Linked DNA regions of Homo sapiens: region 2 is linked to region 1. Evidence: chromatin contacts called from ENCODE Hi-C or POLR2A ChIA-PET data. All regions are on one chromosome and are shown on one strand. Each heading gives the region's core, a stretch centred on a gene start or an enhancer-like site at or near the end of the contact. The rest is flanking DNA. Distances are from core to core; before and after follow the strand shown.

Region 1 (3,813 bases), core at 226-2,725:
AATGTAGGGAAATCTTCATGACCTTGGATGATGATGATGATGATTATTATTATTATTTTTTTTTTTTTGAGACGGAGTTTGCTCCATTACCCAGGCTGCATTGCAATGGCGCGATCCCGGCTCACTGCAACTTCCACCTCCTGTGTTCAAGCGATGCTCCTGCCTCAGCCTACCTAGTAGCTGAGATTACAGGCGCCTGCCACCATGCCCGGCTAATTTTTGTATTTTTAGTAGAGATGGGGTTTCACCATGTTGGCCAGGCTGGTCTCAAACTCCTGACCTCAAGTGATCCACCTGCCTCGGCCTCCCAAAGTGCTGCGATTACAGGCGTGAGCCACCGTGCCCGGCCGACCTTGGATTCTTAGATATAACACCAAAAGCATGGGCAATGACAACAACAACAAAAAGATAAATTGTACTTCATCAAAATTAAAATCTTTTGTGCATCAAAGGACACTATCAAGGGGCTGAAGAGATCACCACAGAATGGGAGAAAATGTTTGCGAATCATATATCTGGTAAGGATTCATATACGTAATATAAAAAGGACTCCTTCAAATCAACAACCAAAACCCAAACAGCACAATTTCAAAATGAGCAAAGGACTTGAATAGACATTTCTCAAAAAAAAAAAAAGATGCGAATGACTGACAAGCACGTGAAAAGTTGCCCAACCTCGTTAGTCATTACAAAAATGCAAATGAAAAGAACAGTGAGATACCTTCTTACCTCCACTAGGATGGCAATTATTATGCAACTAAACAAAACAAACATGAAGAAAACAAGTGATGGGAAGCCTCCCATGTTGCTGGTGGGACGGTAAAATGATGCAACTGTTGAAAACAGTTTGTTTTTTCTTAAAAGACGCGGAAGAATTGAAAACAGGAACTGAAACCACACTCGTGTTCACTTTGCTAGTAGCGTTATTCATAACAGTCAAAATGTGGAAGCAACCAAGTGTTCCTAAACAGGTGAACAGACAAACAAAACTCAGTCTATCCGTACAGAGAAATGCGATTCAGGAATGAGAGCCCGACGCATGGGTGAACCTTGGGCACATCACGCTGAGTGACATGAACCTGACACAGAAGGACACGTACTGTATGAATCCACTTCTATGAAATAATTAGAACAGGCAAATCCGTAGAGACTGAAAGTAGATGAGACACGTGACCAGAGGCTGGGGGGACGGAGGAATGCAGAGTTGCTGTTTAATGGGGACGGAGTTTCTGTCTGACGGATAGAAAGGATTTTGGAAATAGTGGTGATGGTTACACAATATTGTGCATGTAACTAACATCATTGAACTGCACACTTAAAAATGATTAAAACAAAAAGAGTTCTGTTACGTCTGATCCTTTGCCACGATTTTTAAATAGCGCCTGCCCCGTGGTCAGTGCCTCCTGTGTTGGCCGCAATGCTGTGCTCCTCACAGCTGGCGCTGACCGCTATTTCCTGCTCTAGGGCGGTAGGCGGCATCTGAGAGCATGAACAAAATGCCCTACCCAGAAGGAGCTACGTCTTTGTTGGGAGACAGAAAATAAACAGGATACATAAATAAACAACACATGGATTAAACAGTGCCAAGGGCGGGGCGCGGTGGCTCATATCTGTGATCCCAGCACTTTGGGAGGCAGAGGCGGGCGGATCACTTGAGGTCAGGAGTTCGAGATCAGCCTGGCCAACATGGTGAAACCCCGTCTCTACTAAAAATACAAAAATTAGCCAGGCGTGGTGGCGGGCATCTGTAATCCCAGCTACTCGTGAGGCTGAGGCAAGAAAATAGTTTGAACCCAGGAGGCAGAGATTGCAGTGAGCAGAGATCACGCCACTGCACTCCAGCCTGTGTGACAGAGCGAGACTGCGTCTCAAAAAACAAAAACAAAAAACAAACAAAAACAGTGCCAAGGACAGAGCAGAGCGGAGAGAGGAGAATAAACGAGGGGGCAGGTCCGCGGTGGGGACGCAGTCAGGTGCAGGGCAGGGCCGTGGTCTGGCAGGAGCTGGCCCACTCAGGACACAGGAGGCCTGGGTGGCTGGGAGAGCCAGGGGGGCCGAGGAGCGGGCAAGGCTCCCTGGGCTGCTGTGGGGCTGGGGAGGGTGTGAGGGAGGGAGACGTCCGGCTCTCCTGAGGGGAAGGGAATCAGAGAGGGGCCACGCTCTGCACATGCGTAAAAAGGGTGGATCCCATGTGGCGTGTGAGATGAGAAGGGCTGAGGCAAGAGGAGGGATGGAAGTGGGGAACTAGAGCGAGGAACAGGGTTTGCAGGTAACGCCCAAGGCCCAGGTATCCTAGTTTGAGAAGCCTATTTACCAGGGAGCTGGGATGGCCGGGACCAACCCGGGCAGCAGCCGTGCAGCCCCTCCTAGTCACCACCCCCAGCCCAAGGAGGGACAGGTGAGGACTTCAAAGGGCCAAGCCCTCCAGCGTCCTCATCAGAAGCTCAGGTGAGGGCACACAACGTGAATTTACCGTTGCACAGTGCAAGCTCCAGCAAGTGAGGCTCAGCAGTGCCCTTGCAGAAGGAAGTGTTTTCCCCCAGCCTTGTCCCCGCTGCGGTGATTCCCCTCAGGGCAAAAAATCACTCCCCGGAGGCTCCCGCAGTCCCCCAGAACCATTCACTGCCCCATCTCTTCCGGGTCCACCCCACGAAGCTTGATCCACTCTCTTCACCCTCCCGGCTCCCAAAACTGTCCAGGGACCCGTGGAATTTCAGGGTCTAACAGCAGCAAAGCACCTTTTGCTCTCAAACTTCTCTGAAGTTCATTCCGCCCTCGGGCTGGCACGATGTCCTGTCCAGCTCCTCCCGCCTCCTCCTCGCCCCTCCCCCTCCTCCCCTCCTCGCTCCTCCCCCCTCCTTGCTCCTCCCCCCTCCTCGTTGCTCCTCCCCTCTCCCTCCCCCTCCCCTCCCTCCTCGCCCCTCCCCCTCCTCCTCGCCCCCCCTCCTCCTCGCTCCTCCCCCCTCCTCGCTCCTCCCCCCTCCTCGCTCCTCCCCCCTCCTCGCTCCTCCCCCCTCCTCGCTCCTCCCCCTCCTCCTCGCTCCTCCCCCTCGCTCCTCCCCCTCCTCTTCGCTCCTCCCCCCTCCTCCTCACTTCTCCCCACTCCTCCTCGCTCCTTGCCCTTCCTCCTTGCTCCTCACTCCTCCTCCTTGCTCCTCACCCCTCCATGTGGGCTGGAGATTTGTCTGTTTTGCTCACTGACACTTCCCAAGCACCTAGAACAGGGCCTGGCACCCAGTGGGAGCAGCTGATGTTTCCCGAACAAGTGAGCCCAGTAACTTTCAAACAGGCAATGGAAGCGCCAGAGGGCTTCCCCCACTGGCATTATTTTAAATTTTATAGGCAATGACTGAATATGTTAATTTTAAGAAAATCTAATAGTATAAATATGTATGAAATAAAAAGTGAAAATGACCTTTCCCTCCATGAAAGTCACTGTTCTTTCCACAAAGAATCTCTGTGAATCATTTAGTGTGGTACCACAGACCAATTCTGGGGCAATTATACAGACATTCTGTGACGCTGATCTATTTGTGCCATTACCACACTGTCTATACTTATCACTATAGCTTGATAATAAGTCTGGGGTGTCAGTTCGCCACCTTTATTCTTGTTCATGTTCATGGCTGTCTTAGCTATTCTTGTCCTTCACATTTCTGCTTTCATCTTAGAATTAGCCTTTGAATTCCCACTAATGGAAAACCTGTTGGGATTTTGGTTGGAATTTTACTGAACCTATAGTTCCATTTGGGGAGAATAAAAATTGTCAAAGTAATCTATTTTAAAATTCATGAATATAATATAACCTACCAA
Region 2 (2,700 bases), core at 1-2,500, 270 kb before region 1:
AGGCGGGCGCTGGACTGGGCAGAGGCAGGGTTTGCCTGACTGTAAAACGCCTTTTTTGTTTTGAGACGAAGTAGCGCTCTGTTGCCCAGTGCAGTGGCGCGATTTCGGCTCACCGCAACATCCGCCTCCCGGGTTCCAGCGATTCTCCTGCCTCAGCCTCCCGAGTAGCTGGGACTACAGGCGCGCGCCACTGCAGCCGACTAATTTTTTGTGTTTTTAGTAGAGACAGGGTTTCATCATGTTGGCCAGGCTGGTCTTGAACTCCTGACCTCAAGTAATCCACCCGCTTAGGCCTCCCGAAGTGCTGGGATTATAGGCGTGAGCCACCGCGCCCGGCCCTTTTTGTTTTTTAATGAGGATGTATTTCTGATTCCTTTGCAATTTTAAAAAATGTTAAAAACATGTCTTTTTGGGTTTGAAAGAGCTAGGATGTGCGTCTATGTGCTTGGGGTGAGCCCTGGGCACTTCGCTCCCCTGTGGCAACTTGTGGGTACGGTTTAACTGGACCACGCTGAGCTTCTGCAGCGTTGGAACCTCAAGTTTGGGGGGACTGGGCGGGCAGGGTCGCCTGCCACGCAGGCCCGAGAAAGAGGAGAGTGGTGGAGGGGGCGTTCTCACGCCTGGCCCCAGGGCACACGGCTGCGCCCGCCGCCCGGAACCCCACCGGGGCTGCAAGCGTCCTCGGGGTGGGTTGCGGTGGGAGTAGGGGAGCTGGGGTGCGTGGTGGTAGGTGGGGTGCGCGGCCGCTCCACCTGCGCGGAAGGGCAGCCGGGCAACCGGACCCCGCGGCCACCCGGGGGCCCCCAGCTCCGAGCATCCCGCCTTGGTCCCGGCGGATCCCAGCCTTTCCCCAGCCCGTAGCCCCGGGACCTCCGCGGTGGGCGGCGCCGCGCTGCCGGCGCAGGGAGGGCCTCTGGTGCACCGGCACCGCTGAGTCGGGTTCTCTCGCCGGCCTGTTCCCGGGAGAGCCCGGGGCCCTGCTCGGAGATGCCGCCCCGGGCCCCCAGACACCGGCTCCCTGGCCTTCCTCGAGCAACCCCGAGCTCGGCTCCGGTCTCCAGCCAAGCCCAACCCCGAGAGGCCGCGGCCCTACTGGCTCCGCCTCCCGCGTTGCTCCCGGAAGCCCCGCCCGACCGCGGCTCCTGACAGACGGGCCGCTCAGCCAACCGGGGTGGGGCGGGGCCCGATGGCGCGCAGCCAATGGTAGGCCGCGCCTGGCAGACGGACGGGCGCGGGGCGGGGCGTGCGCAGGCCCGCCCGAGTCTCCGCCGCCCGTGCCCTGCGCCCGCAACCCGAGCCGCACCCGCCGCGGACGGAGCCCATGCGCGGGGCGAACCGCGCGCCCCCGCCCCCGCCCCGCCCCGGCCTCGGCCCCGGCCCTGGCCCCGGGGGCAGTCGCGCCTGTGAACGGTGAGTGCGGGCAGGGATCGGCCGGGCCGCGCGCCCTCCTCGCCCCCAGGCGGCAGCAATACGCGCGGCGCGGGCCGGGGGCGCGGGGCCGGCGGGCGTAAGCGGCGGCGGCGGCGGCGGCGGCGGGTGGGTGGGGCCGGGCGGGGCCCGCGGGCACAGGTGAGCGGGCGTCGGGGGCTGCGGCGGGCGGGGGCCCCTTCCTCCCTGGGGCCTGCGGGAATCCGGGCCCCACCCGTGGCCTCGCGCTGGGCACGGTCCCCACGCCGGCGTACCCGGGAGCCTCGGGCCCGGCGCCCTCACACCCGGGGGCGTCTGGGAGGAGGCGGCCGCGGCCACGGCACGCCCGGGCACCCCCGATTCAGCATCACAGGTCGCGGACCAGGCCGGGGGCCTCAGCCCCAGTGCCTTTTCCCTCTCCGGGTCTCCCGCGCCGCTTCTCGGCCCCTTCCTGTCGCTCAGTCCCTGCTTCCCAGGAGCTCCTCTGTCTTCTCCAGCTTTCTGTGGCTGAAAGATGCCCCCGGTTCCCCGCCGGGGGTGCGGGGCGCTGCCCGGGTCTGCCCTCCCCTCGGCGGCGCCTAGTACGCAGTAGGCGCTCAGCAAATACTTGTCGGAGGCACCAGCGCCGCGGGGCCTGCAGGCTGGCACTAGCCTGCCCGGGCACGCCGTGGCGCGCTCCGCCGTGGCCAGACCTGTTCTGGAGGACGGTAACCTCAGCCCTCGGGCGCCTCCCTTTAGCCTTTCTGCCGACCCAGCAGCTTCTAATTTGGGTGCGTGGTTGAGAGCGCTCAGCTGTCAGCCCTGCCTTTGAGGGCTGGGTCCCTTTTCCCATCACTGGGTCATTAAGAGCAAGTGGGGGCGAGGCGACAGCCCTCCCGCACGCTGGGTTGCAGCTGCACAGGTAGGCACGCTGCAGTCCTTGCTGCCTGGCGTTGGGGCCCAGGGACCGCTGTGGGTTTGCCCTTCAGATGGCCCTGCCAGCAGCTGCCCTGTGGGGCCTGGGGCTGGGCCTGGGCCTGGCTGAGCAGGGCCCTCCTTGGCAGGTGGGGCAGGAGACCCTGTAGGAGGACCCCGGGCCGCAGGCCCCTGAGGAGCGATGACGGAATATAAGCTGGTGGTGGTGGGCGCCGGCGGTGTGGGCAAGAGTGCGCTGACCATCCAGCTGATCCAGAACCATTTTGTGGACGAATACGACCCCACTATAGAGGTGAGCCTGGCGCCGCCGTCCAGGTGCCAGCAGCTGCTGCGGGCGAGCCCAGGACACAGCCAGGATAGGGCTGGCTGCAGCCCCTG

The links. A loop is a pair of places that touch in the nucleus more often than their neighbours do. ChIA-PET counts read pairs that join two places held with the same protein, here RNA polymerase II (POLR2A). Pooled maps may share reads with other maps.
Region 2: a loop to region 1 is called in a pooled map, with 14 times the contacts of the local background. The contact joins the promoter of HRAS here to the enhancer-like site in region 1. A Hi-C loop is called at or near these places in 4 of 37 single-sample maps with no recorded cell type and 9 of 50 pooled maps. POLR2A ChIA-PET finds 5 or more read pairs at or near these places in 5 of 52 experiments (A673, CD4-positive, alpha-beta T cell, GM10248 and 1 more).

The regions. Positions count from the first base shown.
Region 1 is chr11:266,578-270,390 of GRCh38, reverse strand. No RefSeq gene overlaps it. Among named protein-coding and RNA genes, the nearest start is that of NLRP6, 9.9 kb to the left of the region's middle. RefSeq lists an enhancer at 842-911. Within about 2 kb of position 1,475, at least 26 of the 41 ENCODE cell types and tissues checked have a DNase peak (open chromatin) inside an H3K27ac peak, as active enhancers do; they include CD4-positive, alpha-beta T cell, where a contact is called at or near this core.
Region 2 is chr11:534,126-536,825 of GRCh38, reverse strand. HRAS (HRas proto-oncogene, GTPase) reads left to right here and starts at 1,250. Exons shown (of 6, transcript NM_005343.4): 1 at 1,250-1,410; 2 at 2,451-2,614. The coding sequence starts at 2,504. It also overlaps a transcript of LRRC56 not described here. RefSeq lists enhancers at 591-1,298, 1,320-2,176, 2,177-2,700 and a silencer at 2,154-2,313.